Linked DNA regions of Homo sapiens: region 1 is linked to region 2. The links are chromatin loops, found by intact Hi-C in ENCODE. Cell type or tissue: Calu3. All regions are shown on one strand. Each heading gives the region's core, and the rest is flanking DNA. Links, peaks and the distances in the headings are about the cores only.

The links. Hi-C counts contacts between places; a loop is a spot of excess contacts. Peaks named below come from ENCODE experiments on the same cell type or tissue, not always from the same donor. Only the 100,000 strongest peaks of a DNase experiment are listed, where the experiment ranks them.
Region 1: a loop joins it to region 2, with 2.4 times the contacts of the local background. A loop is called at or near these places in 3 of 110 quality-filtered maps.

The regions. Positions count from the first base shown.
Region 1 is chr2:12,099,089-12,115,596 of GRCh38, forward strand. The region is part of intron 2 of MIR3681HG (MIR3681 host gene); the gene reads left to right. LOC105373433 (a long non-coding RNA gene) reads right to left here and starts at 10,618. Exons shown (of 4, transcript XR_922808.2): 1 at 10,464-10,618; 2 at 9,006-9,237; 3 at 6,206-6,496; 4 at 5,468-5,899. In Calu3, for the core only: no CTCF peak of the experiment used is centred there; a DNase peak (open chromatin) is centred at 7,403.
Region 2 is chr2:11,858,716-11,875,223 of GRCh38, forward strand. It overlaps LOC105373430 (a long non-coding RNA gene), which reads left to right. Exons shown (of 5, transcript XR_922803.3): 5 at 7,135-7,569. Among named protein-coding and RNA genes, the nearest start is that of MIR4262, 30 kb to the left of the region's middle. RefSeq lists enhancers at 2,102-2,201, 4,768-4,817, 12,140-12,209 and a silencer at 5,088-5,137. In Calu3, for the core only: no CTCF peak of the experiment used is centred there; no DNase peak of the experiment used is centred there.

The DNA.
Region 1 (16,508 bases), core at 6,007-8,506, 240 kb after region 2:
TTGTGCCTTATTACTATATGTATGTGTGTTATATATTAGTGTGCATATATATTAGTGTATATATATTGTGTGTACATATATGTGTATATATGTATGTGTGTATGTTAGTGTGTGTATATAAATGTGTAACTCTGCCTTATTACTATATATATTAGAGTGTATATATTATTGTGTGTACATATATGTGTATATATGTGTATATGTGTGTGTGTGTGTGTATGTATATGTATATACATATATAGTAAGCAATACATTCAACTTCCATTTCCAATGGAGGGGGCTCATCATTCTTGGGTGCTACCCTCTTGGTTTCTTTGTGCTTATAGAGATAGTTTCTAAAGCCTGTCTTTAAAGATAGTGTGGTATGGTATGCAGAGCATGGCATTTGGTTCAATAAAGGGTTCTGCCACTTCCTGCAGCCTGATTTACATCCCCACTGTTGCTGCCCCGTGGCCAAGGTCAAGCCTTCGTCACTGCTTTCCTGAACTTCTACCTGGTCTGCTTGCCTCTGGGTACCTACTCTCTGATTTAGTCATTCCTTGTTGCTCAACAACTTATCTGGCCCACATGTCTTGTCACCTTAGTGCCCTACTTAAAATCTTTTTGGCAATGCTTTTTCACCTGAAAAATAAAACATGAATCCAGCACACAGCCCTCTGTGATCTGGTCCAGGCTTCCGTCTCCAAGCAGCCCTCCCACCTCACTGCTGCAGCATAGCAGGCCCTGAGTAGGTCACGATGCTCTACACCCCTGCACTATATTTGCTAGTTGTGCTTAGCATTCAGCTTCTCTGTTTTCCTTTGGGAGAGTGAGAACTTCCTAAACTTTCTAATACCCTCCTTCTGGCTTCCTGTTACCATTTTGATGAGCTCATTTTGGTTTTATGCTGTGCCTTGCACAGACCTCCACGGTGGTCATTTTTGTCCCTCGCTATACGGCAATGATCTATTTACTTGAGTGCCTCTCTGCACAGATTATGAGCTCCCAGGTGGCAAGGACTTGAATGTGTGCCCTCCAGATGCAAGAACTGGGCACAGGACCTGGAGCAGGACAGTCATGCAGACTGTGTCTATTAAATGAACGATATTACCTAGGCTTTCTTACTCTAAAACCTCAAATTTGTAAAGTAGAAACGATAGTAATAGTCATCTCATGGGGTTGCTGTGAGGATAGAATAGAAACGTATGAGGAAAAGAACTTTTCCAACTATGATGATCGTCACACATCCTAGTTATTATTATGATGCTAACCTAAGTCGTGGGAACCAAACTTTATCTAATGGGATTAAAGACTCCACAGATTCCACTCAAAGCCAGAAATTGGACTTGTTCTAAGGATTCCTGTAATATACAATGCTTAGTGTAATTATTGGAATCTCTACCTGCTGATTAGGCCCACACTGCTTTTTAGTTATGTTAGCTTCAGGGGGAAAAAAAAAGCTACATTAAGAAATAAAAGCCTCCTAACAGCTTGTTATGGCATTATTTGTTCACAACTACTAGCAAATGTATTTTGCCGAATGCTTCAAATCCAGTTTTTACAGAGTAAGCCGAAGCTAGTAATCATTTCATAAATATTAATGGAGAATATGCAAGTGGAAAGTTAAATTAAAATGCTACCAAATGGCTAGCAGGCAGCAGAAAATGAGCAGGAATCTCTAATCAGTGGAATTCATGGTTGTATAACTTTTATCCTCCCATTAGAGTGCAAAACAGAAGTTGATTTTTCTCCCACTTAAAATCAGTTCATGTTGAAGGGATAATGCAAATCAGCTCAATAGCTGAAGGATTCCAGAAACAGCATTTCTATATGGCAAGTCAGGTTTCCTTGGTCTCAGTTGAATGCAAATGACTGGACACAGAGAGAGACTTTATGACCTTGGTCTTCTCATTGGGTTGCTTGGCAGGACTTCACAAGGGTTTGGGGAAAGGAGAGAACAAATGGTATCTCACATTCACTCACCATCAGTTTATCATTTTTCTCTTCCAGAGTATGTTTGTACCTGCAACCAGCATGTTGAAAATACGATTGATTTTAGAGATTTTAAATTGGGAGAGAGGAAGAGTATGGAGTTCTTATTAGTTGAGCCCAGTGTTGCTGGAACAGCTAACTTTAGATTATTTTTATTATTAGCATTAGATGTCTTTATCCCTTATTGTATCCATCCATCCATCCCTACATCCCCCATCCATCCAACAAGTGGTTCACTGAGTATGTACCTATGATGATCCAGGCTCTATGCTGGGCATTGGGAATAAATAGTTGTTTAAGACGTGGTCACATTGGTTCTTCTCTCACAGATTTCACATCTAATATAGTAACCCCATCATAGCTGTGTTATGAGATTGAAGGAGTTAATAGATGTAAGACAGTTAGAAAGATTCTTTTTCCTTTTTTTTTTTTAGAGACAGTGTCTCACTCTGTCACCCAGGCTGGTACGCAGTGGGATGATCATAGCCCGTTTCTGCCTCAAACTCTGGGGCCCAAGTGATCCTCCCACCTCAGCCTCCCAAGTATCTGGGACTACAGGTTTCCACCACCACGCTGGGCTAACTTTTTATTATTAGTTTTTTGTAGACATGGGGCCTCACTGTGAGGCCCAGGCTGGTCTTGAACTCCTGGCTTCAAGTGACCCTCCTGCCTTGGCCTCCTAAAGTGTTGGGATTAAGGTCTGAGCACTTTGTAAGCTCTGAGTGATGGTGGGGGCAGAGCAATGGTAGGGGATGAAGATGGACAAATTGCAAAGACTCAAACACTGATGGGCTTCATATGCCAGGCATGGTTTTCTCATGAGAAAAGAGGAGTGGCTGAAGAGTGGAAAGCTGGAGGGTGAGGTGTCATTCACGTGTTCTCTAATGACTCTTGTGCCTTGTGCCTGTTTATAAGGATGGGTTTGAGATGACAGAGGCTGGAGGGCTCTACCCCACGGAAGACTGTTGAGTTAGACAAGATCATAGAAGACAGTGGGCTGCACCAGGGGACTAGTATGAAGGACTGAGGATGGTGGGAAATCTGTGAGATTTTTAGGAAGGGGAACTGGGCTTCTTGGTAATTTTTAGGAATACAGGCAATGGGGGAAAACATGGAGCCTCAGTTGCTGCCTAGGTTTCTAGAATGAGTGACTGGTAGAGAGTTGAGCTTTAAGTGAGAAAACTGAAAGTAAAAGAGAGGCACATTTTGGTGGAAAGACTTTACGTTCCCAGCCCTCATAAGAGCTGGGTCATTAAATGAGGAATGCAATCACTGGATTCAGACTCTGGCAAACCAGCAGGATAACTCTTGGATAAGACAGGAACCTTCCTGGATTTCCATTTCCAAACTCATAAAATGGTCGCAACACCATCCTAATCCAAAGGGTTGTTGAGAAAGTAAACAAGGATGAAGCATATGGGAGCCCAGGGCTTGGCACGAGAGGACTTCGTATGTGCTGGTGAGTCTGAATCTGAAGAATCATAAAGATTTCCCAGTGCCTGGTTTGTTCAGTTTGGGAAACTCATGTGAAAGGAGAAGAGTTGTTCATATCCTTCCTCATGCATGCACTCACTTGTTCATTTATTCATTCATTCATCCACTTGGTAAGAATTTATTGAAGGCTTTCTGTGTCAGGTGGCCTGACAGTGAAGATTCACTTTGGTCAGACAAGGATTCCTTTGGGTGCTTTTTGGATGCTGTGTCCAACCCCTTGTCAAAATTACTTGGATCATATCTGTAATCTTGCTCCAGAGAAAGGGTGCAACTGAGATGTCCCTCAGAATCCTGCAGGCCGTACATGACCCTTCCCTTCCTGTGGCCGTGATGACACAGCACACTGTGTGGTGACTGGTGAGCTAGCATTTCTTCTCATGTTGAATAAAATTCATGGGTAGACAAATTATAATTAATGGTAATAAAAGTAATGCTAAAATTGACTGAGTATTTTCTAATGAATTGCACTTCACATCAATGATCTCAATTAATTTCATAAGGTAAGTTTATTTTTTCCCCAGCTTTATTAAGGTATAATTGACCAGTCAGAATGGTATATATTGTTCAGTGCGATGTTTTAATACATAGATACCCTGTGGACTGATTAAACCAAGCTGATTAACATATCCATCACCTCACATACTTCTCACTGTGTGTGTGTGTGTGTGTGTGTGTGTGTGTGCATAAGAACATTTAAGATCTACTCTCTTAGGAGGTACGTCTAGTTTTTCTTAGTTTATAGTTGAGGAAACTGAGGCTAAAATAGGTTAACTATTTTGGTTAAAACCGTACAGGAGCTGTGACGGGAACCCAAGTCTGTGTGAGTGCAACTTCTATTATATTATCTGACAGTGTATTGTAATTCAGTAAAATACTAAGTTAGCAGGTTGTCCGTGTTTCCATGTGTTTAGAAGGAAACTGTATCTTGATCTCCTTGGTTGGCGTCCGTTTCCTTCTCTGTATCTGCATTCTGTCCATGCATCTTTCCCAGGGTACTTCACTCTGTTCTCTTGTTCAATTGGCTTAATTCTCTGTATCCCTCCTTAGAATAGGAGCTTATGGAAGGCAGGGGCCACATTGTACAGTGTCGTATGTCTCAGTGACACTGCTAATGATGTGCCAAATGTACGTATGTATATATGAACTGCAGACTATAAACTTTTCTAGCAACACAGCAAAATCTTTCTGCTTTTGGTACAACTAAGAACTTTTATATATGACTATATTTTAATTGATATCAAGTTACCTATTCAGGTTTCAAAAATCTCAAAAGCTGTCTCGTCTGAAAAGGCTTCTGATGCATGATTATGAATTCCTTTATGCTTCTACATCGGGGCCTGTACTGCTCCACTATTTACTTTAAACAATTGTAATTCTGTATCCACCTCTTTCCACATGTCTTGAGTCCAGAGCCCTTTAAATTGTATTTGTGTCATTTTATTTTCTTGCTTAGCACCCTTGGCCAAATATATTGGACTCTGTTACAGCTTCTCCATCACTTTCTAGAAATGGAATGATAAGAACTCTACCGGGTCATGGTGTCCAGTGGCCAAAACTTGATTCTCAAGCACCTGATACATTTAAGCCTGTAAAGTCGAGAGAGAAACCATCTAGAGTGTTGTCTGGAAAGTCAGACAAGGTCAGTAAGCAGAGAAACAAACCATTTCTAGCCAGCCTGCCAAGGCCAGGAGTTTGAAGCGTAGTCCTTGTGTTCTGAACAAGAGAGCGGGAGAGGATAGAGAATCCAGGGCTTCGAACAGAGGAGGCTCGTGTGGATGCCCCAGCTCCTGACCCTGACAACAGTAATTTTAGGCACACCATGTAACCTCTCTGCTCTGTGCATTTGTTTCAATTTGCTTGCCATTTCTTTTTTTTTTTTTTTTAAACATGGCTTGATATTTTTTCTTAAAATTTTTTTTGAAACAATTTCAATGTTACAGAAAAGTTTCAGATAAAATACAAAACAATTTTTCTCTAAAACGTTGTCAAATAATTTGCCAATATTTGAAAGAGCCAAATAATGATGCCCAATGCTATTGGAATATTTTACTGTGTTTTCTACAAACCAAGGCATTCTCTTATAAAAATACAATCTAGCCATCAAAAAAATTAGCATTAATGAATTGGTATCATCTAAACTTCAGACACCATTCAAGTTTTGCCAATTTTTCCCAATGTATGATTTATTGCAAATGGATTCAGTTCGGAAATACCTGTTGTGTCTAGCTCTGTCTTCTTCAACTGGGAACAGTTCTGAAGTCGTTCCTTCACCTCCCACACTTTGAGACTTGGAAGTTCGCAGGAGAGAGATTTGATTGAAGGTCCTTCAGCTGGGTTTGTCTGATCTTTTCTCATGATTGGATTCATGTTATGCAGTCTTCGGCAGGCCCAATGACTACCTAGTTTGCAGGGCTTGTTGCAAATGTGGGGAATCCTTGTTCAAAAACGAGGGAAAAATGTGCTGGTAAAGGCACTGGAATATAAAGCTTTTTGTTTTTTTCCACTGTCTCTGTCTGTCATGGTGTTTATTATTTGTTATTTAACATCACATTCCCTCTGACTCCTGGATACTTGTGGTGTGAGAGGAGATACTACAGTCTCCTAGAGGTACCACCGTGCAACTTAGGGCACTGCCATGCCTATCTCCAGCTACCAGCCACACCTCTTGCCTTCCCACCAGCCCGGCATCCCGTTCCACAGTGTACAGATGAGCCCCCAAGGGTGATTCTGCACTGGGTACCTGAATCAGGGATGGGCGAGAGGCTTCGTGTCCACTGAATTGTCGCCAAATGCCCCATAGCATTGCCCGGGTTTGAGCGCATAGTAGGCATTCAATAAATACTGGCTTTCTTCCATAGAGCACGTAGAGCTGGAAGGTATCTAAGATCTTCACAAGCCCAAACTTCCCCCTGTAGAAAGTGGGAGTTGAGGCCCAAGGAGGTGAAATGAGTTGCAGATCTGGAGCTCCCGACTCCAGGTCGGTAATGCTGAGTTCTATTCTCTGCCTTTCTCAGGTGCTGGTTCTCTGGTGCTGGGAGTGAAAATAAAAATGGTGTACCACAGGCCATAGATGAGACACTTGAGCCTCCTACATAGACATTCCTGCAACACAACTATTCATCACTTGTTCAGCTAACACCCCTGCTGTGTTAGGACACGGAGCATCCAAACACGTGAGCGTGTGTCCTGCTCACAATCTATCAGTGAGAGAGAAAGGAACTCATAATGACTTCGGCTAGGCATTTATGATTTTACTTTTAGTTTTTCTGGCAGTCACGGAAGTGTTTCTATATTTATTATCATTACAACTCTACAGGGCAGGTTTTGCTAACCGGTTTTACAGTGGGAAACCTATAGCTTTAGAGATTTAGGCAAGGTACACGTAGAAAATGTCAGAGCTGGTGGGGTGGAGGGTGGAAGTCTGCCTGGTTCTGCCTCGAGGGCTTGTACCGGCTACATCCCGGCTTCCTCCCTGGAAGAGCCAGCAAGACTGGGATAGAAAAATGTTGTCTCCGGCTCGGCGCGGTAGCTCATGCCTGTAATCCCAGCGCTTTGGGAGGCCGAGGTGGGTGAATCACTTGAGATCAGGAGTTTGAGACTAGCCTGACCAACATGGCAAAACCCCATCTCTTCTAAAAATATAAAAATTAGCCAGGTGTGTTGGCGCATGCCTGTAATCCCAGCTACTCGGGAGGCTGAGGCAGGAGAATGGCTTGAGCTCAGGAGGCCGAGGTTGCAGTGAGCCAAGATTGCGCCATTGCACTCCAGCCTGGGCCACAAGAGCAAAACTCCATCTCAAAAAATAAAAAAGAAAGAAAAGAAAAATGTTGTCTCCGATGACTTGTTCCCAGGGAGGCAGCCCAGGAGGTCTGACTAAACTTGCTTCCCTCGGGCTTCCCCAGCACCCCAAGGGGCCGTCCTTCCTACCCCCAGCCCTGTGAGTCATCTTCATTGAGTTCCAAGAATCCCCGCGCAGCTGTGCAGCTGTACATTGCATGCTGACACTGAATGAGCAGTGACTGGACGCTGCCTTCCATGTGGGACACGAGCCTTCAATGCCTGATAAAGCCTGAAAGCCACAATCTGCCCTGGAAACCCAGCTCCACCCTGCTTCCACTACATCAGGAGGTGGTAGGTTCAAAACTGCATTCAGGGCTGATGAATGAAATACGTTATTAAAGATAATTCTTCCGAAAGCAGAGGTAATAATCCCAGCATTAACATTTCTAATTTAATTCAACCCTGATTAAACTTTTTCTTTCAGAAGGAGGAAATTGAAAGTGTGAAACACCAGTGGGAGGAAAAGGTTCCTGTAACAAATGTGGTTATCAATGGGAAAGAAGCTTTCTAGAGCTTATATACGGGGCCGAGTCATGCACACTTCATCATACTCACCAGGTGGGACTTGGAGAACAACCTATGTCTTATATAGTCAGCTGAACTCCAGCGTTCTTTCCAGAGAGGAATTTTAAGAGGTTAATTTTGATTTTAGTTATCATGTAACATTTCCCTTGGCCCTCCATGCTATGCTTGTCTTTGCTGGGAACCTCGCTGTTTCCTCTGTCCTTTGAAATCATAATTGTTTGGTTACCTCGTCTTCTTCCTCACTAGTCAGAGCCCCTCAAAGGCAGCGATAATGATGTAAGTACCTTTATATCCTCTAACTGAGAATAGTGCCTGGCATGGAGAAAAAACCCAATACATGTTTGACCAACCAATGACCGATGGGGCTGATCAACTTAAAAAGCTTTTGTGTTTTCATTTACCAACATCCCTATATGCTCCAAAACAACTTATTCATTTCTTGGTGTGAGAGCAAAATGCTTTAGCAAAGTACTTTGAGGGGAAGTGGAAATGGAGGTTAAGAAAAAAAGACCAACCCACTGGGAATAATAAAATGCAAACTTATATCTCCTGGATTTCAGAATGAAAGGTGGAGTTTCAGATCCCATTTCCCATATGAAATTCTTCGCTTGCTTTTTCTAATAGTCAGGCTAAAAAGGAACTTTTCACAAAGGAGGTATTTTTCTTCTTGGCCTGGAAAATCGATTCCAATGTTAATCTCGCTCCTTGGAATGTCCTCCCCCACCCTTTTCCACCTAGCAAAATACTCGTCTTTCACAGCCCAGCTCAGATGTCAGCTCTTCAAATAATAATAATCATTGCTAATATCTGTCATGCATTAACTCTAGGATAGGGGCTGTGCTAAGTGTTTTATAGAAATTATTTTACTTGCTGTTCACAAATCCCCATCAAATCAGGACTATGATTTATCATAAACTTACAGATGAGGAAGCTGAGGCCTGTAAGGTGGTGTAATTGCCCAAACTCGAGCTTGGATTTGAATGTGGGAACCTTAACTTCAGTTGTGCTTTAACCATGAGGACACTGCTCCCTCTGAAGCCTTCTGCAACTTTCTCTAGCCCTGCCCTTTGTGGAGATCCAGCACTGGCCCTGGCCGACACGTAATCCACACACTCTCAGGGGACCACCACAGCCTCTTTTCCCCCTGGCTCCAAGCTCAGCACTAGTGAACATACCTTAAGCACCAATGCCAGGTCGATCTTCTTTGCATGCTGAACTCCCCAGCCTTGAGGTTGCTGCCCTTATAGTTTCCTTTGCTCCATTCTCTGCTGGGCCTCTGCCCATCTGACATCGTACACATTCTGGTATTTACTTTTCTCAGCCTGGCTCTGCATCAAGAAAGCAGCCTCCTGTCTCGTGTTCTCTTCCTAACATAGCATCAAGGGTGGAACACACACATACTCAGCACTGCATTAAGAGCAGAGATGGGTGGACTTTACTTTTCCTCAATTCTTTGGAAGTCATATTCCAACACAGTATTTTCATGCATTCTGTCAAAACACTGATGTAGAACTGCAGGGAGTTAGAGCTCATGGTAGCATTCAAGGGTAATTCTTCTGCCCAACCCTAACTTTTCTGACAAATAATTGCTTATTAGTCCAGATAAGGGTTGAGGGTTCATTTTCCTTTTCTTAAACCACATTTTCTTCGTAAGAGACTCTTCTTCTAGATGGTCTCACAATAGATATATTTGAGATTCTCAGGAATAAATGCATCAGCACATTAATCGTATTTGACCAAAATGCTCCTCAGGACACCATCATGAGACATAGACAGGCAAAGCAAGAGAAAAGTCACCCTGGGCTCTGTTTTGCTGTCTCCATTGAAGACAAATATTAAGCATCCCTGAAATTCATGTCAAATTTTACCATATTGAGAAATAAATGGATAAAAGGGTACTCTTTTCAATAAATATAACCGTATAACTTGCACAATCACACGTACTTGAATTTTCCCATCTCAAATGCATTATATAAGCCGATCTTTTTTTCCTGTACATACTCATGCCACAGAAGACAACACAGAAGAACCATAAGACAGTGACAATGGTTAAGAAAACTGATACTTGGCCAGGTGCGGTGGGTCACATCTGTAATCCCAGCACTTTGAGAGGCCGAGGCCGGTGGATCACCTGAGATCAGGAGTTCAAGACCAGCCTGGCCAACATGGTGAAACCCCGTGTCTACTAATAACTCACAAAAAGTTAGCTGGACATGGTGACACATGCCTGTAGTCCCAGCTACTCAGGAGGCTGAGGCAGGAGAATCGCTTGAACCCGGGGAGCGGAGGTTGCAGTGAACCGAGATCGCACCATTGCTCTCCAGCCTGGGCAAAAAAGAGCGAAACTTCCGTCTCAAAAAAAAAAAAAAAAGAAAAAGAAAACTGATACTCACTTACCAGCTGTGTGTCTTTGAGCAATACTTAAACTTCCCATTTAAGTCTCAGAGTTTTTATTGGAAAAGTGGAATTAGTAATAATAATATCTATTTTATTGGGTGCTTGTAAAGATTGAATGATTTAACGTGCTCAGTATCTTATTATCACTACTAATACATGTTAGCCATTATTATGACTTAGTAGAGTTAGCACTGGATTGGGAGAAAGAAGACCTAAGTCTTATCTCTGCTACTCACCAGCCAGGTGGTCTTAAATCAATCAAGCTGGACCTAAAAGCTCTCCACAATCTGGGGCCTGCTGGCGGGTCCGGTTTCATGCTGAGCTCTTGTCTACAGCACACTTGGTTTTCCAGCAACTCAAGCTGTTTCTAGTTTATCACTCTTGCCCCTGGTCCACGTCTACCCTCCTCTGGGGCCCCAGCCATGCTCACACCAGTGTGGGCTTGTTTGCATGCATCAACTTCATGCTTTGCATGTCTGTGTCCAAATTCCACCTTTGTATAAGGACACCAGTCCCATAGATGGGATGAGGACCCACCCTAATGACCTTGCTTTTGCTTGTTTACCTCTGTAAAGACTCTGTTTCCAAATATGGTCACATTCTGATGTGCTGAGCTTTAGGACCTCAGCATATGGATTTTGCTAGGGGTTGGGGTGGGTGGGGATGGACACAATTCAACTCATGACATTTGGGGACTACACAGACTTGGGGTTTGTAGCCTTTGTCTGGGATAGTGTTGGTGTTTTTATTATTTATACTGTTCCCCACCCCACCAGTGAGATTTCATTCCTCATGAATTTACAGAGAGGCACATGGCTTACATTTCCTGAATTCTAACTCTCTTTTTTGCTGCTGCAAAGCTGTTATTCTCTTTGGTTTCTCCTTTCATCAACCTGGCTGCCAACCAATGTCTAAAAAAAAAAAAACATCCCCACACTGCAAGCTGAGTTCCTGCCTCGGGTCGATGTGGGTTTATTGATATTCCAGCATGGTTTGCTTCACGATTTATGCTCTGCAGTTTGTGAACCACAGACCCAAGAGGAAAAGAGATAGTGAAAGAGGGGATTTTTCGATCACTTTATATGCAGTAAGTGAATCTCAATTTCCTGCCATGTTATTTCAGAGTCCTTAAATATCCTTTTCTCTGCCTGGACATTAGAAACTACAAAAGCTCTACATTCTTTAGGATGAAATATGAGTTCTGTAAGATCTATAATCAGAGCGACCTCTTAACAGTGCCATGGTACCTGGGAGCATATACATCCCTGTGACGTGGAGTGAAGGGAGGATGCCTGTTCTGGGATCTGAAATGATATGAACATCTGCAGGTCTATGAGAGATCTCATTATCCCTGTATCTCAAGGGCAGGAACCATACTATCACCTGCTTCCTCACTTCCCTTAGTGTATGTGCAAACTGAAAAACAGTGAAAGAATTGAACACGGTCAATGAGAATGCTGCTATCTGTTTAGAGCAGGACTCTTAAAACAGTGCAAACCATGGCAGGGGTAATGAACTCCGTACGCATGTTTAGAATAGGAAAAAGCACACAGTGTCAGAGCCAGAGGAAGCCTTAGGAATTATTTGATATGAGAGAAAACGAAGGCCCACCACACTGTTTTTAAGTGCATGCTGGTTTCATAGTAAAAAAAAAAAAAAAAAAAAGCAAAAACAAACAAACCACAAAAAACACAAAGCAAAACCAAAAAACAGGCTATTATTGGTAATGAATAAAATAGTGTTTAACATTCTATTTCTGGTAAAGCATAGAAATCATTTTAGGTGGTTTGCACAAACAGGGAGAGCAACAGAGAGGAAAAGGGAAAAGGAGGGTAGAGGATGACACTAGAGTCTCTGGGCCCACTAAATACAGCCCATTTGCTACATGAGCCTCTCAAGGGGTTGATTTAAATATTGAGAACACATGAGAAGGAAAATGTGACGTTGCCAAAGGGTTCTGCTCTGGGAGCTACAGGTAGTTCATTTCTAAGCCTTGAGGTTTGTACAGAAATACTTATGTGATGCATAGCTCTTTAGAGATTTTTCTGGCTCTCACACAGTCCTATGAGGTGGGTGATGGGGGAGGATCAGGGAGGCTGATTTATTCCTGTTGTAAAGAGCACAGGTTTGGAGTCTGAGGTTCAGGTTCAGCTGGCTTTGTGGCTTTCCACTGGTAAACCCCAGGCAGGTTATGAAGGAGTCCCAGGCACGACTGGAACTCAGGGCTCTTCGGCACCAGGGTAGGGCTGTGTTTCCCTTGCCTTCTCCTTTTCCTCCTGACTGGGCCACGGGTTTTCTTAGGTCAGCTCTGTCCTGTGAATTCCTTGATGTTGGGAGCTCCGTCTTATTTTTCTCTGGTTTTGCCTGGTGACGTGCTAAGTAGGTTAACAGAGAAATTGTACAACCTGAAGAACATCCTCCAAATTATTAATTTTTAATCTGCCTCATTTAGGATGCTCTTATATTTGTAACCAGAAATCAAAGACCATGTTCTTCAGCTGATTACTCATCATCACTCAGCTGACTTCTTCCAAGGGCAATTCCTTCTCTGTTTTCTTCCTTTCACAGTGATTTATTATATACCTGTAAGTGCTGTGCACCCGTGATGGTGGCCCAGGCTATGAGTTCCAATCTAGTCTGCAGTATTCCACCTAAATTCACCTGATCAAACCATGCCACATCCCGAAATAAAACTCCTCAGTAGCTTCTCCACTGGGAAAGTTAAAGCCCAAGCTTCATGACAAAACAAAGTCAACAGGCCATTGACACCAGGACTGCTAGGGGAGCTGAAGTGGGGAAAAAGTTGGAGATGGGGCAAGGGCAGGTCGTGGAGACCCGGGTGTGCCAGGCTAAGCAAGGATATGGTCTTGAGAGCAAACGAGTCTGTAAAGAAAGGAGTTGGCCTAATAATCTTGAAATACTCCATATGCTGCACACTATGGGATTTGATCCATGTTAAAAGCTTAACATCATTATACTCAGGACAACTGCCATGGGTCGAGTTGTTACTACAGTCCCACTTTCTGCAAACTTCAATTCAGTTGTTCCATTGCAGCATTGTGATGGGTGCTGGAAAACACCAAAGGGATACGTGACATGATTCCAGTCTTCTAGCAACATACAATCATGGCAATTATAAGGTCTGCCATTATTGCTTTAAATATTGATTTATTTGAAATGTATTTATTGCATACTGTATGGCTTTGGGTTGTAATCATATTATCATTGATGCTGAAGTCAGACAATAGGGATTCAAATCCTAAGTATGACACTTACTGTGTGACTTTAAGCAAGTCACTGATGCCCTGTTTTCGCATTTGTAAAGTGGGGATGGTAAATATCCCCCAAGAGGCAATGCCTGTAAAGAGCACAGGAGAGTTCTGGGCCCTTGACAAGCACTCAGAAATTGCTTTCTTGCATTATTCTGTTATGATGTATGGTGTTGGAGGTGACAGAATGTCAGGCAGACATGGTTGACATCATCAAAGGACAGCAAGTAATGAATGAATGACTATACAGAACAATTCCTATTGAAATTGGCGCTGCAAAAGAATTGGCAATGTTCTAGACATCGCTCTAGAGAACAATGAGGCAGATTCTACTTCAGTAAGAATGGGGTGGCATGGGGGAAGCCCTTTCAGGAAAGGTGATATTTAATCTCCCATTTGACCGATGAGAAGAGTTGGCCACTGGAAATGCCAGGGAGAGAGATTCCCAGCTGAGGGACCAGCAAGCAACAAGCCTTTGAGGCAGGAGGAAGCTTGGCATGTTCTAGGAACCAGCAGAGGCTAAATGTGCCTGGGGCTTCGTGAGCAGAAGGCCAAGGTAGCAGGAGATGAAGCTGGGAAGGACGCAGGGACAGATCGTGCTGGGCCTTGTGGGCCCCAGTCAGGAGTTTGGATGTTATTTCAAGTGGGAGAGTCAAAGAAGCAAAGTGACATGATGTGATTTGCATGGCTTTGCTTAATGTGTGCAAATGGTCAAGCTGATGTCTTCCAGGCCCTCTGAATGAAGTAGTGGGTGTGCAGTTTTCAAAAGGAGAAGGCAAAACTGCAAGCCCTGGCAGTCAATGGGGATATACTTATTGGGAATGAAAATTTCTTCATTTGTGGAAATATTACAAAGAAATAAGAACCTGCCCTTGGGAGCACCTGGCAAACATTCTCACTTCTGAAGGGCAGACACACAGCCATGGTTGGCTGCTTTTGGCAGGGCATAAATTAATTCTAAGTGCATGCACAGGGAGAATCTAGTTTGCTATTTAGTATGCCAGGCCCTGAGCTGGGCTAAGGACACAAAGATAAACCAGACACAGAGAGTGCCCTGCACTTAAGGAGCTCACTCCTCTGCTGTAGGAGACTGACTTATGGCAGATCATTAGCATGTGGCAGGAAAGGTGGCCGCATGGAGGGGAGTAGCTGAAAGATAATATGTTGGCACAGAGAAGGGAGAAGCCTGTTCTCTGGGGAACACAGGAAAGGCATGACAAAGAGGTAATGAAGGAAGGTCACCTCCTCTGGGCATCTCTCACCTCCATTTATCTGGGCAAATGGCTTTGCCCTCTGTTCCATTTCCTCAGAGTCTAGTTTTCTTCCCAGGTGAGAAAGTGCTAATTTGAGACACTGACCCATGTTGTGAAGGAAAATGGGCTCTGAGAATATCATGTCTTCTCCCTCCCAAATGGAAAATTTCAGTCTGAATTGGGGCTACTTATAGGGGAAGTTCTTAGCTGAAAGATGAAAAAATTTTACTATTGAGAATTTTTTATGTATAGTCAAAAAATAGTCATGAAAGGTAAGATGAAAAGATGTTATCAGACATAAATGCTTCTTACAAATGTTGCTTTTACATTCACATAGCATAATTTATCAGGAATACATTTATTAATCTCATGTATCATTTGCATACCATTAATTAGCCAACATTTATTGAGTGCTTGTTATAGATTAGGCATTGTGCTGATTGTGGGGGTTCCAACACAAATCAGACATCATCTCCACCCTTGAGGACCTCACAGTTCTAGGGTTAATCAGATAAATAAACATGTCGTGTTGAAGAGGAAGTCAGCACATTCTGTATGTCCCTTAAAACTAAGACCAACAAATCCAGATTGCCAGCAGATGGATTTCAACTCAGCATTAAGAACAATCGTCCAACAGTTGAGCTGGTCAAGAGTCGAGAGAATGTTGCTACCTCCATACAGGCTCCCTTCTCCCAAGATGGGAAGCATAAGGCAAATGTCAGCTCCTGGTAGAGCTGGACCTTGTGGAGGAGCCTCTAGGAGGAAACCATCAGCAGCACATGAAGGGAAGCCCAGTGGCCACTGGCCTTGCAGTCCTGTGATTCTCAGATTTGATGACATCTATTCTGAATAGCTGCTGTGCTGGAGAAATTTCACCTGCAAACCCAGCCAAGCCAAGACCAAGCCTTGGTATAGGCAAGAAGAAGACTCCTTGACATTCAGAAGATGAGGTTGGGTGACCCTTAAATGAAAGATGGGCAGGTACTTACAGCCCTGGGACGCTTTGGGGCTTGCTGGACACCTTTGCCCCATGAAGATCTTCATGCATGGGTGAGATACACCCATAAATTTGGGGAATCCTTTAAGGATCTGATGAAACATGAACCCAGCTAGAAGCCACATGGCTCATACATATCATTCATATATGTATGAGAGTACAATGAATGCAGAATAGAGACATGCCTAGGGAGGTCTTGGCAGAAAGCCCTACTGTAGCTTCTGAATATGCCTTGGGGATCAAGCTCAGGACTTTGCTATCAATCAGAAGGTTTCCCATGATTAGCTTCTACTTCTCTACCCTGTTTTGCACTTTCCCTCTGCTCCCACCCACCCTTTATGCTCTGCCCATAAGGAAGTGCTGCCTGTGTCCTACCTCCACCCAATCCACTAAGAAGGAGCTCCTTCAGGGCAGGGAGCAAGTTCATGCATCTTTGCCACTCTCACAGTACCTGGAATAGCAATGGACAGAATGAGCATCAAAAAATGTTTACATTTTTTGCAAAGACAGGTCTCATCTTGTCTTTTAGCTATGGGTAGGGTTGTGGATGGGAAATGCATTTTTTGAGGTGGTTCATTTCACTATTTTACCACTGAGGATCACACTGTCTGTTGAAATCAGAGATGACCTACATTTCCTCTTAATGGACTGGGGGCTGTGTAGTAGCACTGGGCCTTTCCTCTAATGGGGAGAGTAACCACTGCTATTTACTGCAGTCGTGGTGCCATGAACCCAAGTACCTAAGCCATTCCCATAACGGCT
Region 2 (16,508 bases), core at 7,667-10,166:
CAATTTTTCCATGGACCAGGGGTTGAGGGTATGGTTTCAGGATGAAACTGTTCCACCTCAGATCATCAGGGATTAGATTTTCATAAGGAGTATGCAACCTAGATCCTTTGCATGCACAGTTCACACTAGAGTTTGTGCTCCTATGAGAATCTAATGCTGCTGCTGATCTGACAAGAGGTGGAGTTCAGGCAGTAATGCTCCCTTGCCTGCTACTCACCTCCTGCTGTGCGGCCTGGTTCCTAACAGGCTGCAGACTGTTACCAGTCTGTGGCTCAGGGGCTGGGGACCTCTGCTTAGAGGAAGTTCCTTCCAGAGGGGATGAGGAAGCTGAAAGTCTGCCCCTTCATGTCCAGAAGCACATGAGAAAGAGAAGAGAGGGAAGTGGAGCAGGATGGTGGTTGGCCTATCTTTCCTGACCATGCCCTTTGGGCCAAGGCTGTGGAGTGGGAGGTGCATTGTTTGTGTTGAGATAAAAGATGATACAGAGAAGCTTTGCTGTGCTCCTGGTGGGAACCCTGGAGAAGTCTATAGTCGAGGGTGACCATGCACCAACAAGGGGGGAGAGTGCAGCAGCCACTGAGGGAGGGGCTGTAGGATAAGGTGGAGTTCATGGTCCCGGGTGCACCAATTCACACACTTCACTGGAACACACCTCGCTGCAGAGAAAGCGTGTGACCCAGAGCAGGCACTTATTTCTTGGCGAGCTAGTTGTTATGTACGGGCTGAACTGTGTCCCTGCAAAATCCACGGGTAGAAGCCTTAACCCTCAGCCTCACAGAATGTGAGTGCATTTGGGGATAAGGCCTTAAAAAAAGGTGATTAAACTAAAAGAAGGACTTTAGGGTGGGTCTTAATCCCATCTGACCCATGACTTGGAAGAGGAAGAAATTGGGACACACAGGGCGACCAGGATGTGAGCAAGAGGGGTGGCCACGTGGGGACATGGAGAAGGTGGCTGTCTGAGCCATTGGCACACCAAGGAGAGAGGCTGTATTAGTCTGTTTTTATGCTGCTGATAAAGATATACCCAAGACTGGGAAGAAATTGGTTTAGGCTGGGTGTGGTGGATCCCAGTAATTGTGCCTGTAATCCCAGCACTTTGGGAGGCCAAGGAAGGTGGATCACTTGAGGTCAGCAGTTCAAGACCAGCCTGGAGGACATGGTGAAACACCATCTCTGCTAAAAATACAACAACAGCAAAAAAATTAGCCATGCATGGTGGTGCATGCCTATAATCCCAGCTACTCAACAGGCTGATGCAGGAGAATCTCTTGAACCTGGGAGGTGGAAGCTGCAGTGAGCCAAGATCACACCACTGCACTCCAGCCTGGGCGACAGAGACTCCATCTCAAAAAAAAAAAAAAAAGTGTTTAATGAACTTACAGTTCCACTTGGCTGGGGTGGCTTCAGAATCATGGCGGAAGGCAAGGAGGAGCAAGTCACATCTTACATGGATGGCAGCAGGCAGAGAGAGCTTGTGCAGCAAAACTCCCATTTTTAAACCTATCAGATCTCATGAGACTTATTCACTATCATGAGAACAGCATGGGAAAGACCTGCCCCTATGGAACTGGGTTCCTTCCATGACACGTGAGAATTGTGGGAGTTACAATTCAAGATGAGATCTGGGTGGGGACACAGCCCAACCATATCAGAGGCCTTGGAAGGAACCAACCCTGCCAACACCTTGATGTTGGATGTGAACTGTGAGGACGTAAATAAATCTCTGTTGTTTTAGGCCACCTAGCTTGTGATATTTGTTACAGGAGCCCTAGCAAACTAGCACACTAGGCTAGACAATGCTGCCGGGGACTGACATCTGCTCATGTGCACTTATGCCTTTGACTGTGGGCTGAAATGAGCCAGTGCCCCAGGTCTGCTGGCCAACATTGGTTCACAAGCCACCTCCTCCAGGAAGCCTTCCTTTATCCATCCAGGAAGAATATGGGGTCTCTTTCTCTGACTCTTGAACCCTTGTGCAGATTTCCATGAGGGCATCTTGCATCTGCCACTGCTTTTATAAATGGCTCTGACTCAGGTACTATTCAGCAGCTCCTCAAAGGGGACCAGAAGCATGTCTCTCCCATGGGTGTACTCTCTGAGTGCTGCACAGAGCCACCTGCACTTCTTGGCCCTTTTGCCTGCTGTACTACAGCTTCCCCATGGGGCTTATTGTCTTCCTGAGTTGCTTAGGATTTACTTCCTGGTTTTACCTGTCTTCTCCCACTGGCATGTGAGCCATGTGTGGCTGAGACATTTGGTCCATTTTGTCCCTGCTGCAGCTCCAGTGCCTAGGACAGGGCCTGGGACCTGGTAGTCACTCTATGCATTTTTGTTAATGAATAAATAAATGGGAAATAAAGGTGCAAATATCTCTGCTGCTGATGGGGATTCTGCTCTCCCAGAGGGAAGGTCTTGCTGTTTGGATGTGCCAGTTATTCTCTCTATAAGATCCACACTCAGCATTTTTCCTTGCCTCTATGTTCCCCAAATAAGGTGATTTTTGGCTTTTGCAATGAGTGTTTCTGAACGCTTCATGGTAATACTGTTCTGGAAGGCTGAGCAAGGGTTTGCTAGCCTGAAACTTAGTTTCACAGCCAGCAAGATACGATCTTCTGGCTTTTCTGCCTTTGCCAAGCTCTACTTAAATCTGGTGGCATGTCTAGTTGCAAGCTTAGTTAGTATTATGTTCCCCAGTTAAGGAGTGGGCTGTGTTGGTTCTCCCATGCTGTGCCAAGGATGGGATGGGCAGAGCCCCGCTGGAGGCAGGCCTTGCATCAACTCTCCACCGGTCCACACCTGGCCCACAGTGGGCTTGCAGCACACGTGCCTGTTGAATGAATAACAATGGGTTCCAGTTCTGCTGTCCTTTCTGCTGTTTCTCTCTCAGTAGATAGAAGTTTCTCTCAAACCCTTTTCAGAGTTGATATCATTCCCACATGGGATGAGGAGTCGAGAAGGGGTAATTTAGAGAAAAATAACCCAAGGAAGTGAGTAGTCTCTCCTACCTGGTCTCTAGCCCCCTCAGTGTGCAGGGAGAGGCTGTGGAGTGGGCAGGGCACTGGCCTCGATGCCCTCGGAGTGAGCCCTGCTGCCCCACAGACAAGCTGAGTACCCTTGGGCACATTACTTCACCTCTCTGAGCTTCTTTCCTAATCTGTCAGGAAAGGATAACATCTACCCTGAAGCCGAGCTGTGCAGCTACAGTGGCAGAGGCATAGTAGATGCTCAGTAAATGTTGGTGTCCTTCTTCTTCCTGGAGGGATCATTCCAATCCAGAACTTAGGGGCTCGGGACAAGGCTGAAAATCTTGGATGAGTGGATTGACTACTGGTTTTTGGCTATTTTCATGCTCTCATCTAAAAATCATTCATTTAATCAATAGTCACGGTGCATGTCTCTCAGGCAGTCTGGAAGTCATCTTTTCTAGGTAAATACCAAGACAGGTCAGAGCCTGAGAACAAGAAATGAGTGTTCAATGCTGGCCTAAAAGTGTCTGGGGAGATTTGCTGGATGTTGAAACTTTCAGCTCTCAAAGCTTCTGACATGCTGCTGTTTTTTGAAGGTAATTTTTCTCGATGACTAGTTGTGCATTTCCCTCCATTAGTTAGGGGCCTCCCTTTTCCCTCCCACATTGAGAAGGGCAGTCAGTCACATCTGTGGAAAGGTGCCAGGTCAGGCCAAGGGGCTGAGAGCTGCCTGGGTCCAAAGCTAGAATTGCAGCGGCTGGTGATGGCCAGGTTCCCTTTCCAGCTGGCTCAATTCCTTTTCTTTTTCTTAGAGGATTTTAAGAAACTGTGTTCATTTGTTCATTTATTCATTCAATGAACTCTTACTACTTACATCAACAGCATGCACACATGAAGACAATGCTTTAAGTGTTATTGTCAACTCCAAACATATTCCCCGGGTAGTCAGAGAAGGGAACACTAAATGGTGATGGGGTAGGGAAAGGTTTCAAAGAGTGGGGTGATGTTGGATATAGGCCTTGACGGTTGAACGGGAGTTTGCCCGAGGGCGATGTTCATCCCAGTCAGAGAGAATGGAGGAATAATGGATAATGGAGGAATTAATTGCAAGGATTCAAAGATGTTACCTATCTCAGCGTTTAGAGATGTTGATGTTTACTGTGTAACAGTTGATGACTGGTGAAGTTTTTGCCTGTGTGTAGGAGTGTTGGTGTGTAGGTATGTTTCTGTGTTTGGGGGAAGGATGTGTGTGTGTGTGTGTGTGTGTGTGTGTGTGTCGGGGGGTGGGATTAGGACGGGATGGATGGACATGTTGGTAGAATTCAGCATGAAAAGGCTTGATGTACCTGAATATCACTAGACCTTTGAGAAGATAAGGGTCCTCCACTGAGACATGAAACAACTGGGTGGCTGGCGAAAAGCTGTCACAATAGCAAAGGGTTCTTCAGAACTTCAGTGGTAGCCTGTCACCTGTCACCTTGCACCGGTTTGAGACTCTTTGAAATCTGGTGCCTGCCTATGCAGCTCCATCGTCTTTCTTCCTTCTGTGGCCCCTCCAGGACAGCTAAATGCTAGGTTGAGGTCAACAAGGAGTAAAACCTACCCTAGGCTTTGAAGTAGTTTGTAATCTTGTCAGATGAAACAGGAGGCGGGGAGGATGTCATGCACTGGGCGTTTCCGGAGAGCCATCTGCAATCGCAGCCACCACTCTCGGTTTGCATTGACTTTTTCCTATTTTGTTGGGTTCAGACAGGCATAGTACAAAAACACAAGTTACTTCTCAAGCCATATTCAGCCATTCACTCAGCCAGCATTTATGTTCCAGGAACTATTCCAGCCTCTGTGAATGAGTTCAGAACAAGGAATGGTTATTCAATGGCAACAAATTCGTCCATTCTTACCCTTGGTGAAATTAATCACCTCCCTGAACCTCAGTTTCCCATCTGTAAGATGGGCATAGCAACTCTTTCCTAACCAGAAGGTACCTGTGGAAGCCTCTGGCTCAGCAGGTGAGAAGTGTGTTTGTGTTCCTCTCCCCGACGCCCTCCCTCAGTACTTGCTTCCCAAGACATTGCTTTCCTTTGTTGGGTCAGAGGTGGGGTGTCGTTCCCCTTGCCACCAGCAGATGGTGCCCAACAATCCCCTGCAGGGAACCGAGGCTGCCCGCCTCCCCCAGTCTCCCCACCATCCAGCTCCCTTCCGCCCCTTCTCTGGGACACGTCAGTCATTCCAGGTCCCAGGCAGAAAGTTACACAAAACACTTTGTGTCTGTCAGCAGATTCCTGGAAGGTCACGCTGAATGATGAATGCTCCTGGGTAGGATTGGAGGGCTCTTTTTTCTTTCTTTTTTTTTTTTTTTTCCTTTTCTTTCTTTCTTTTTTTTTGTCTCCCATGAATTGCATCACTGGGCAGCCTCTTGGCTGTATTCAGCCGACTCCTGCGGTTTTTAGACCTTTCCCAATTGTTCGGTGTCTGCTTCCTCTCCAGGACCCTTCTGGCCAAGGCAGGATATTCAGGGTTGGCTGTGGCCAGGGAGCTGGCCATTGTCTAGCACATTCCATACACACACCCTGCCCAGCCCATCCTCCACTCCCAGAGCCTGGACAGACTGTGGTCCTTGGGACAGAGACCTGGTGCATTGCTGTGACCCCAGGTGACAATCTCGCTGCCCTGATTTCCAAATAAGGGGAGCCTGGCCTGGCAGAGAAATGAGCCTAATTTCCAAAGTTGAATTTCCGCCAGGATCAGAGCCTTTATATATCCTGGTCTTCGGTGTCCCCCTTCTTCCTGACCACATATAGACTGCTTATGATATTTTTTAACTTTGCCAGCTCTTTACCCAAATTGAGTAGCCATTTTGCTTTTGTAGATATCCTGAGTTGGCTCCAATTTAACATCCTGACCCATCATCCTGGTGTTAGGTATTAGGACCATGGTCCTGATATTTTGCTTGAGGAAAATGAGCCATACCACTCAGAGGTGTGGCATATGTGGCATGTGAAAGCACCTTTCTCCTCCATCAGTGGCCTTACTGATGCAGGGCAGTGGGAGTGAGTGTATGTACACAGAGCAATACAAATGAACCCTGCTCTCAAAGTCTGCGCAAAGGGGAGTGAGAAGACAGAGCAGGTGTAGTCCCTGGAGTGAGCCCTGCTGCAGAATAGATGGAAGGGGTGGGTCCAGGAACCCCGAAATGGAAGCAGCAGTGGCTCTGCTCCCCATCACCCCGAGCAATCACGTGGGGATTTGTGTCTGTCTCTGCAATTTTAGGCTCTGAGGATCTAAAGCTCTTGGTGCCCGGAGGGGAAATAATTATTAATACCATCAGGGAATACAGTAAAGAGCCCACTAAACGTAAAGCTGCAGTTGCTGCCCGGTCATTTTGGGTTCATGTGCCAATAGATCACTGGGCAAGGAAAGGAGTTACTACCTCGGTAGGAGTAATGAACCCAGCCAGGTATGGTAGCTCATGCCTGCAATCCTAGCACTTTGGGAGGCCGAGGCAGGTGGATCACCTGAGGTCAGGAGTTTGAGACCAGCCTGGCCAACATAGTGAAACCTCGTCTCTACTAAAAAGTTAGCTGGGCGTGGTGGTGGGTACCTGTATTCCCAGCTACTCGGGAGGCTGAGGCAGGAGAATTGCTTGAACCTGGGAGATGGAGGTTGCAGTGAGCCAAGATTGCGCCATTGCATTCCAGCCTGGGTGACAGAGTAAGACTCTGTCTCAAAAAGAAAGAAAGAAACAAACAAAAAAGAGTAATGAACCGTGCTCATCACGAGGAAACAGTGAGCTGCTGCTTTCATAATGCTTCACAGTGGGGGCAGGAGGAAATGTGTTGGGCATCAGGTGATCCCTTGGGCACCCCCGGCACTCCCACACTCAATTCTAAGAGGAAATGGAAAGGTTCCGCAGCTATGGCCTAATAAGAACAAGAAACCCGGGGGCTAGACCCTCCCTGCACCCCGCTGCCCCAGGTGAAGATCTGGGTACCATCTCCCTCAGGAAAATCCACATAGCTCAGCAGACCTCCCAGCTGCTGGGGAGGGAAATGTTGTATCGCTGGTGGAAAAGGGAAATGGTGAGTTTCGGAGACAAACTTGGGACCCACTCAGCAGTGGAGGCGGCAGTTCATCCTAACATCCTTGCTCTTTTATGTTTCTCCAGAAATTGTGATCAACCAGAATCCAGAACACGCTGTGCTTAATGGAGTGAACTGCCTGTGAAGCGCAGGTGTGAGGGGCGGATGATAAGTGACAGTGCCGGTGCCCCCAGCGCCCTTTTACCTGATGGCTCACCCGGCCTACAGCTGCGCCCTTCCCTTTGAATCGTCTTGGGTAACGGGTGCTGCTTTGGAAATGCCTGGAAGGTCATGTCCTTTGTCTGGGGATGGCTTCCAGCTGTGGTTGACTGATAGCAGGGGGCACAGAAGGCCAGACACAACTTGCCTCAGGTGGGCCGACTCTGAGGGTTTGTTCGGCCTCCACGTGGACTTCAGCTGAGCCTGCATCTTTGCTTGGCTTTTCCCACTGGCCTATTCTGCTTCCCTCTCCTTAAGGGTTCTCCCAGGAGAACTCCCTTAATAAATCACTTGCACAAGGATCCCTGTCTTAGCCTTTGCTTCTAGAAAACCTGACCTAAGATAAATAGGTCGTGGGAACACGAGAGAAAGAGATACTTATTTTATCTGAGGGGTCAGAAGAGTCTTCCCAGGGCAAGTCTTGAAGCTCTGTGTAGGAGTCTGACTGTGCAAAAGGGTGTCCCAAGCAGAGGCGATGGCATAAGTAAGGTACAATCGTCGTGCCTCCTGCCTGAGAATAGCCAGCTGTTTCGTTTGGCTGGAGTGCTGAGCAAATAGGGTGGAGTGGGCTGTGAGTGGCAGGAGAAGCAGATGGGCATGACTATGTGAACATCCAGAGGAGGAGACTGGGCTTTAAGCTTAGATCTCAAATACTTCTGCATTCAATTCTTCTCTGGCTCTGTGGCAATTGACTCAGACCCCAGAGACCACCACTAAGGAAATAAGTTCCTATTAAGTTGGAATAGGAAAAACACCCTATGTCATATTCCAAGTCAATGGCAGAAGTAGGATATGTCTTAGTCCATTTGGGCTGCTGTAACAAAGTACCATAGACAGGGTGGTTTCAACAAAAGTGCACTTCTCACAGTTCTAGAGGATGAAAGTCTGAGATCAAAGCGCCAGCACAGTTGGGTTCTGATGAGGGCCCTCTTCTGGGTTGTGGACTGCTGACTTCTCATTGTTACTCACGTGGAGAAAAGAGAGTGAATTAGTTCTCTGGCCACTTATAATGGCATGATATGCTTTGGCTGTGTCTCCACCCAAATCTTATCTTGAATTGTAGCTTTCGTAATTCCCACGTGTTGTGGGAGGGACCTGGTGGGAGATACCTGAATCGAATCGTTGGGGGAGTTTCCCCAATACTGTTCTTGTAGTGAATGAGTCTTATGAGATCTGATGGTTTTATAATGGGTTTCCCCTTTCACTTAGCTCTCATTCTCTCTTAACTGCTGCCATGTAAGACACGCTTTTCACCTTCTGCTATGATTGTGAGGCCTCCCAAGCCACGTGGAGCTGTGAGTACATTAAACCTCTTTTTCTTTATAAATTACCCTGTCTGGGGTATGACTTTACCAGCAGCATGAAAATGGGCTAATACCGTGCACTAATCCCTTTCATGAAGTTTCCACCCTCATGACCTAATTACATCCCAAAGGCTCCACTTCTAAATACTATCACATTGGGGATTATATTTTAACATATCAATTTTGAATTAATACAACACTTAGTCCATAACAGGACATAAAACTCAAGCCCCCAAATTCTAGCCCAGGGATTTATCCTTTATTCATTGTTCATAATAAAATTCTAAAAATACTAATATCATATTTTTAACCTACTCCTAAGCTGTGGAGATGGAGATATTTTGATTCCTCTCTTCTTAAGATTTTTAAATGCTTCTTTCTTCCCAATAATTACTGACAAGAGTAATTCAGATTCATGTCATATTTATTTAGCCTTACTGTGTGTCAGCTGCCTTCATGTACATTAACTCATTTGATTCTTCCAACTTCCCAGTGAAGCAAGCAGTCTTATTCCCACATTATAGATAACAGAATGGAGTCACAGGTTAAATAATGTACCCAAAGGAGAAACCCAGGATTTTTCCACTTTACTACTAGAGTACATTTTTCCTTATATAATTTAGTTCTTGTTGCATAACAAACTGCCCCCAAAATGTTGTGAATTAAAACAACAACAATGTATTTATTTTATAATTTGTGTGTTGCCAGTTTGGGGTTGGGGTCAGCTGGGTGGTTTTCTGCTCATCTAGCTGTGATCATTCTTGTGTCTGTGTTCAGCTGCTGGTTGGCTAGGCAGCTCTGTTAGTCAGCTTAGGGCTGGGGCAGTGAGGGAACTCGGCCATATATCTGTCATCGTCCAGCAGATCAGCCCAGGCTCTTTCACACAGGGGTTGGTAGGAGGATTCCAAAAGCAGCAAGTTAAGACAAGCTCCCACAGGTAAGTGCCATCAAACCTTTGTTTGCATTACAACTGCTCACAATCCACTGGCCAAAACAAGTCAAGAGGCCAAGCTCAGTGTGGTGTGCCACTGCCCAAGTGCCCAAGGGCATGGATATGGGGAAGTAAATAATATGTGGCAAAATTTTCAGTCTACCACATTGTTTTCAAAAAGTGTTTTCTTAATTGTAAAAGTATGTTTGTGTGTATTCATGTATATAAATGTTAGTTTTGAAAATTTGGAAAATACAGAAAAATATAAAGAAGGAAAACAAATTACCCGTAACACACCAGAGACAATCACTGTTAGTGGCTTATTTCCTTATCTGTTTTATGAGCATTTTAGTGAGTGTATGACTGTGTGTATATATGTTTCAGTAATATTTTCTTTTAAAACAGTGGTATTAGAGTCTGTCTTTTTGATTGACTATATTTTGAACATTTCCACATGTCATTCAAATAATTCTTGAAAATATGGTACTTTTTAATACTCTATCATTTCTCCCCACCATATTTTATTTAACCCTACCCTGCCTTTTTACTTATATTTTTGCCATTTAGGTTGGTTTCATTTTTCTTTCTTTCTCTTTCTTTCTTTTTCTTTCTTTCTTTCGATTATAACAAATAACATTATAGTGAATATTCCGGAATAAAAATTTTTCTCCACATTTCTGATGATTTTCCTAGGACAGATTCCCAGAAGTCAATTACAGGATCAAAGGAGATAACATTAGTAGGGCTTTTGATATGTATTGCTAAATTGCTTTCCTGGAATTTACTCTCCCACAGCACCGAGGGAAAGGGCCTACATTATGGTACTCTCAAGGGCACTAAGTATTATCTTAAAAAAATAAAGATCAATTAGGTAAAAAGCAGTACCTTTATTTAATTTGTGTTTCTGGTTGCCAGTAAGGATAAACATTTTAGAAATACTTCTTGACCGTTTATCCTTCTGCAAATGTTCTCTTCCTCAGACAAAGGACATATATTTTAAGTTGATTTGTATGATGACCCTGTGTTGAAGTCATTGACATGTTATCCTATACATTAGAAATGTTTTCCCCTTTAGGTTGTCATTGGCCTTATAATTTTGTTTGGGGATTTTTTTCGACACATAGGAATTTAGCATTTTCTATTGTCAAATGTATTTTTTAATTTTTTGTTTTGTAACATTCATTACTTTTATGCTTACAATTTCATTCTTGACCCATCTCTTAAATAATGTAAAACATAATGGCTCTGCCACTGAGAACAAGGTTTGGAAAGGCTGTCTTTGAAACCAGAGTTGACAGGTGGAGCTGATTCTCTATTGTGATGTTTTCTCCCAGCTGGGCCTGGGTAAATGCCTTCAGGATCCTGTTTACTGGGCACGAGGCTGATCAGCATGGGCCTGTGGAGCCTTGGAGTTTAGCTCTAAGCGCATCAAGGAAACTGCGCCACTTTCGTACCCATGGCTTTTCTTCTTAGTGGACCTTTCCTCCTGTCATCCAGACCCTGAGGTGGGTGGAGACTCTTCTTTCTGTATTTTACAATCTGATTTGAGTCGTCACCAGGAACCCCAAAGGCCCATGACCCATAGTGGTCTGTGTCTTTCCAAGTTGTGAATTAGAATCCCAGTGGCTATGAGGCTGTCGGGTGACAAGGAGCTACTTTGTAGTGAGTGATCAAGGCTATCTTCGTGTGGCACCTGCTTTGTAGTGACTCCTGTAACACTACTTGCAAAGTAGTAAAACTTTATTTTTCGATGAAGCTTGCTCCTGAAAGAGAACCAAAATCTTGCACCAATGATGAAAACAACTGGTGCCTGAGGTTCGCTTTTGCGTTGATGGAGACCTGAGTTTGATTTCTTAGCTGAAGCTAAGAGGGAATATGATTACAGTGGAAAAGGCAAGGATTCAGAGCTGCTTGGAACTGGGTTCAAATTGCTTCTCTGCTACTTGCTGTGTGGCTTTTGACAAGTCATTGAATCTCCCTGAGTTTCTACTTCCTAATCATTAGGAGAGACCCCAGTCCTGCTGTCCCTTTCCTGGAAAACTGGTATGTCTGGAATGAGGCAACGCAGGCCAAGTTGTTGACACACACGAGGCTCTGAGTGAATGGCAGATAGCATTTTTATCTAGAAAAAGAAAAGCAACCTAAGTAAGAAAGTGATGGAATTAGGGATTGTGGCAATTTGTGAAAATTTCAGGAATAATGTTTTGGAATGTCAGGGATCTGTTACTGAGATTTTCCAGAAACATGAAGTGATGGGTTAGCAATGAGGGAAAAACACAAGCACCGCACACCTTGCAGAAGCATTGATTTTGATATTAAAACTCACAGTAACACACAATGGAGTAGGCTGCAGATCCACATGAACTATAGGGTAAAACAAGGCTTTGTGAAATTGCTCACCAGTGGAAGGTCTCTTTGGCACTTAAATTGCCGGGTGCTCTGAATTCTCCTTTTACTGTTAGGGCTGCTTTTGGGGAGATGTTTGAGAAGCTGTGGATAATGTGAGGTGCTTCCCCAAAGGGGAGAGGGAACCTGCTGGGCAGCCACACTGACATTGCTCAGAAGGGGATGGTTTCCTCCTGAGGTGGGATTTCCCCTCTCCAGCTCGGCTGTGGCACAGCGTCTCTACAAACTCCTGGTAGTTCTCATGGGTGCTGTTCTCAGAGTATTTCTTGTTCTTCCAGGCACTCGGTAAAATTGCAACTTCCTACTCCCTTGAAATTAGGTACATGTGACCTGTCATGGACTGTAGCGTGTGGACAGAAGCCTCAAAAACTAGTGTTTGATGGGCCATTTTGCTTTCTGTAATCTCAGCCATTGCAGAGACAAGGATTAGAGCCTCCCTCAGCCTGGGTCCCTGAAGAAGGAGGCTCTGTCGGTTATGATGACGTGTAGCACAAGTGAGCAATAAACCTTTCTTGTCTGAAGTCTTGGGCATTTGGGATTGTTTCTCATTATATCAGCAAAACCCACCTTATTCTGACTGATAGACTTGAGAGCAGTTACCAAAAAATCAATGGCTTTATTTTGTCCACCTGGCCTACACAGTAGTGATTCACAGCTGACACTCAGATCGGCTTTACATTTCTTTTTTTTTGAGATGGAATTTTGCTCTTGCTGACCGGACTGGAGTACAATGGCACAATCTTGGCTCACTGCAACCTCCGTCTCCCAGGTTTGAGTGATTCTCCTGCCTTAGCCTCCTAAGTAGCTGGGATTACAGGCACCTGCCGCCACCAGACCTGGCTAATTTTTGTATTTTTAGTAGAGACTTGGGGTAGGGGGGGATTTCACCATGTTGGCCAGGTTGGTCTCAAACTCCTGACCTCAGGTGATCCTCCTGCCTCGACCTCCAAAATTGCTGGGATTACAGGCATAAGCCACTGTGCCCGGCCTCAGATCTGTTTTACTTTAGAGACTTATGAGCATGTCATGTGCCTGGCCAAGAAGATCCAGGTATGAGGGTGGCTGGGCTGTAACACTCCCTCCATACCTGCTCCAGGATACCAGGCTCCAGCCCTGATGCAGCTGATCAGGCTGAAGAGGAGAAAGAAAGGCAAGGACAAGCGTTGGCCCAGGACCTGCCATGTGGCAAGGGATCTGCTCCATGCTTTCTCTACATTACTTCTAATGATCACAGCAATCTATGAGGTGATTATTGTTCTCACTCCTCTTTTATAGATGGGAAAATGGTTTCTTGGAGAAGTTAAGTAACTTATTTGGAGCCACATACCTGGCAAGGGTATGTGAGTAGAGATGCAAACTTAGGCTGAGAAAATGATCTTTGAAGGAGGGAAACTGTTTCGTTCCCACCTGTAAGTTCTGTTTTTTGGCAGTGCTGAATCTCATCAAATTAGATCCAGAGAGGCCAGTTATGGTGGCTCATGACTGAATCCCAGCACTTTAGAGGCCAAGGTGGGAGGTCAGGAGTTTGAGACCAGCCTAGGTAACATAGCAAGACCCCCGTCTCTACAAAAAATAATTAGCTGGGTATGGTTGTGTGTACCTGTAGTTCTAGCTACTCAGGAGGCTGAGGAGGGAGGATCGCTTGAGCCCAGGAGGTCAAGGCTGCAGTGAGCTGTGATAGTGCCACTGCACTCCAGCCTGGATGACAGACCCTGTCACAAAAACAAACAAACAAAAAACCAAAAAACCCAGGAAGCATTTTCTGACCGCTGAGGCTGAAAGGAGCCTTGTCCTCCACTCTCCATCCTCATTTTTGCTTACTGTGTGTTTTCCTTCATAGCTCTTTGTCGTTTAGTGCTTGTTTCTTCCACTATTGTAGAAGGACCACATTGTCTTATTAACCCTTGGGTTCCCAGGACCTGTCCAAGGCTGGCATGCAGGAGACATTTAGTAAAGAATGATAAATAATGATTGCTTATATCAATAAAGCCTCCTTATGTTGATAGAGGAACCCCTGAAACAGTTTAGTGCAGAAGTCCAAAACACAAACTAGAGACAGACAGCCTGGGTTTGCATCTCAACTTTGCTACTTCCTAGCTCTGTGGCTTTCAGGAAGTTACTTAACCCCTCTGTGCCTCATTTTTCCCATCTGTCAAATGAAGATAACACTAGTAACTTTCCTCTTGATTGTTGTGAGAATTGAACAGGGTGTAAAGAACCTGGAAAGCACCTGGAACAGTGCCAGCCCATAGTAAGTACGCAGCGAGAATGAGCTATTTGTATTGTGTAAACATGGTGGACAGTGTCTGTTATGTATCCAAAATGATTGTTGTTGGAGACTAAGAGAAAATGGATGCAGCTACAGTACTGAGGAGGCTGCAGTGTCTGACCAAATACAAAATAGTTTGGTACAGGAGCTGATCAAAGAACACGCATTGAGACAGACCTGGAGTTTGACATCAGCTTTGACTTACTAACCTGGTGACCTTGGGCAAACCTCTCTCCTACGCTCAGCTGCATTAGCAAACACATGGACCAACACCACTAGAAGTGAGTGAAAATAAGGCAAATAACCATAAAAATGGGAGTAATATCCCTGCATGGCAGATTTGGTATGTGGATGAGATGAGATTTGGTCTGTGAAACCTCCTGCACAGAGCAAAAATGATTTCTGAACAAATGTACAAATGAAAGTGGATTTTGCTACATGAATGCAGAGAAGAGATAGGTGGTGCCCATTCAGCTTAGGACTTAAAAAGCCCATGCTGGGTAGGAGAGGTTATGTGAGGGATGAGGATTTCTTAGTGATTGGGTGAAATTCTGGCATTGAGAGTCACATGTTGATAATTTTTCCAGGGACACAGAGAGGGTTCGTTTTGCTGTCCCACACGGCATGCCTGTGCGTGAACAGCTCTCTGCTAATGCACTGTCACGTGGATCTATCGCAACACCAAGCCTTCCACTTACCACTGACAATGCAGGAACAAAGACATCAAAACCACTGCTCTTAAAAAACTTCCTAATGACTACAACATTTTGGCTTACTGAACATAACTGAATTAATTCATAGTTTTCCCAGAACAGGAACTGAATTCATCAATTTACGACTTTGTCAGCTTGTTTTGGAGATAGGTCAATCAGTTACATTCATTCTGGGAGAAAATAGCGGTGAGCCAATTTTTTATACCTCACCTGAGCAGCTAAACATTGGGTGGTCTTTGTCTGCAGTTGAACAGTTTAATCCGTTCCTTGTATACAAGAAACTGTGAGCTGAAACATTACATCAAACTGCTAGTCTGCACCCTGCACCATGAAATATCAGCTTTATTAGTTCCATTCTTGACGACATTGTGCAATAATGAAAAGCATATTGTGCAACCACGTATGGGAGATTTCAATGCACACATTTCCAAATGGTCTTCTTGGTTTTCTAAGTGTAAACTACTTAGCGGCCATGGAGTTAACTGAAATATTATTCAGTCAAAACAACATTGCTATTATTCACTTAATACAAAGCCCACAAGAGATGCCTCTGGTATATAAAATATACTATGAGTAATTATGTAACTGCTAACCTTCTTTGAATCATTTCCATTGCCATTCAGGAAATGGAAGCATCAGCTACCCTAGATTTTAATTAACTTTGACCATAGCTCTTGGTAAGTGGGAGGAGAAAACATTATTTGGTAAACTATAAGGCAAAAGCATAAAAGTTAACAAAGTTTGTAGTTAGTTCTTAGATGCTCTCTCATTTGTAATGTGTGACTCCATTTGAGAGAGACCGTGGGGAAATTATGAATCAAATTTCAGGAGCAAATGTGATGCTTCTTGAGGTGATAAAGAACGTGGTCTTCTGAAGTTGTTTGGATTAGAAAATATTTCCTTTCCTTGTCAAGGTCATTCTGTTGTCACAATAAACAGGACAGGTTTCTTAAAAAATCTCAAGTGACTACAAAATTCGGCCTAATCGGAAATTTAACTCTGGTGCCATACTTAGTAAGCATTTTCTATGATCTCTCAGGCAAGCTGAATGCAGATATTTAATATGGGAGGAGATTGAGATTGGAGGAAATCTCAATTGTTTAACAACAACAACAAACCTTTTTAATCTCCTTTTTTATAAGATGTTGGGATATCAAGTTAGAAGCAACTTTATAAGTCATTTAAACCAATCTAACATTGGATTTCCTCTAGAGCATTCCTAACTCGGTCATCTTCTAACCTTGACTTGAAATTCAATGGTGGGGAGCCAGTACTCTTTATGCAACCTTATTCTTTCCTAGTTCAACTCTCTTTGACTGTTACTCTTTCTCTTTCCCTCCATCCCTGTCCCTCTGTCCCCGTCCCTACGACCCCATACCCCCCTCCCCCCACCGTCCGCTCCCCTCTCTCCCCCCACCGTCCGCTCCCCTCCTCCCCACTCCGGTGTCCTGCCCCGCCTCCAGCACCCTGCCCCCCTGTCCCCTCGCCCCCCCATCCCCTCACCTCCGCCCCCACCCTTCCCCTCCGCCCCCACCCTTCCCCTCCGCCCCCACCCTTCCCCTCCGCCCCCTCCGCCCCTGCCCTTCCCCTCCGCCCCCTGTGCCCCTACTCTTCCCCA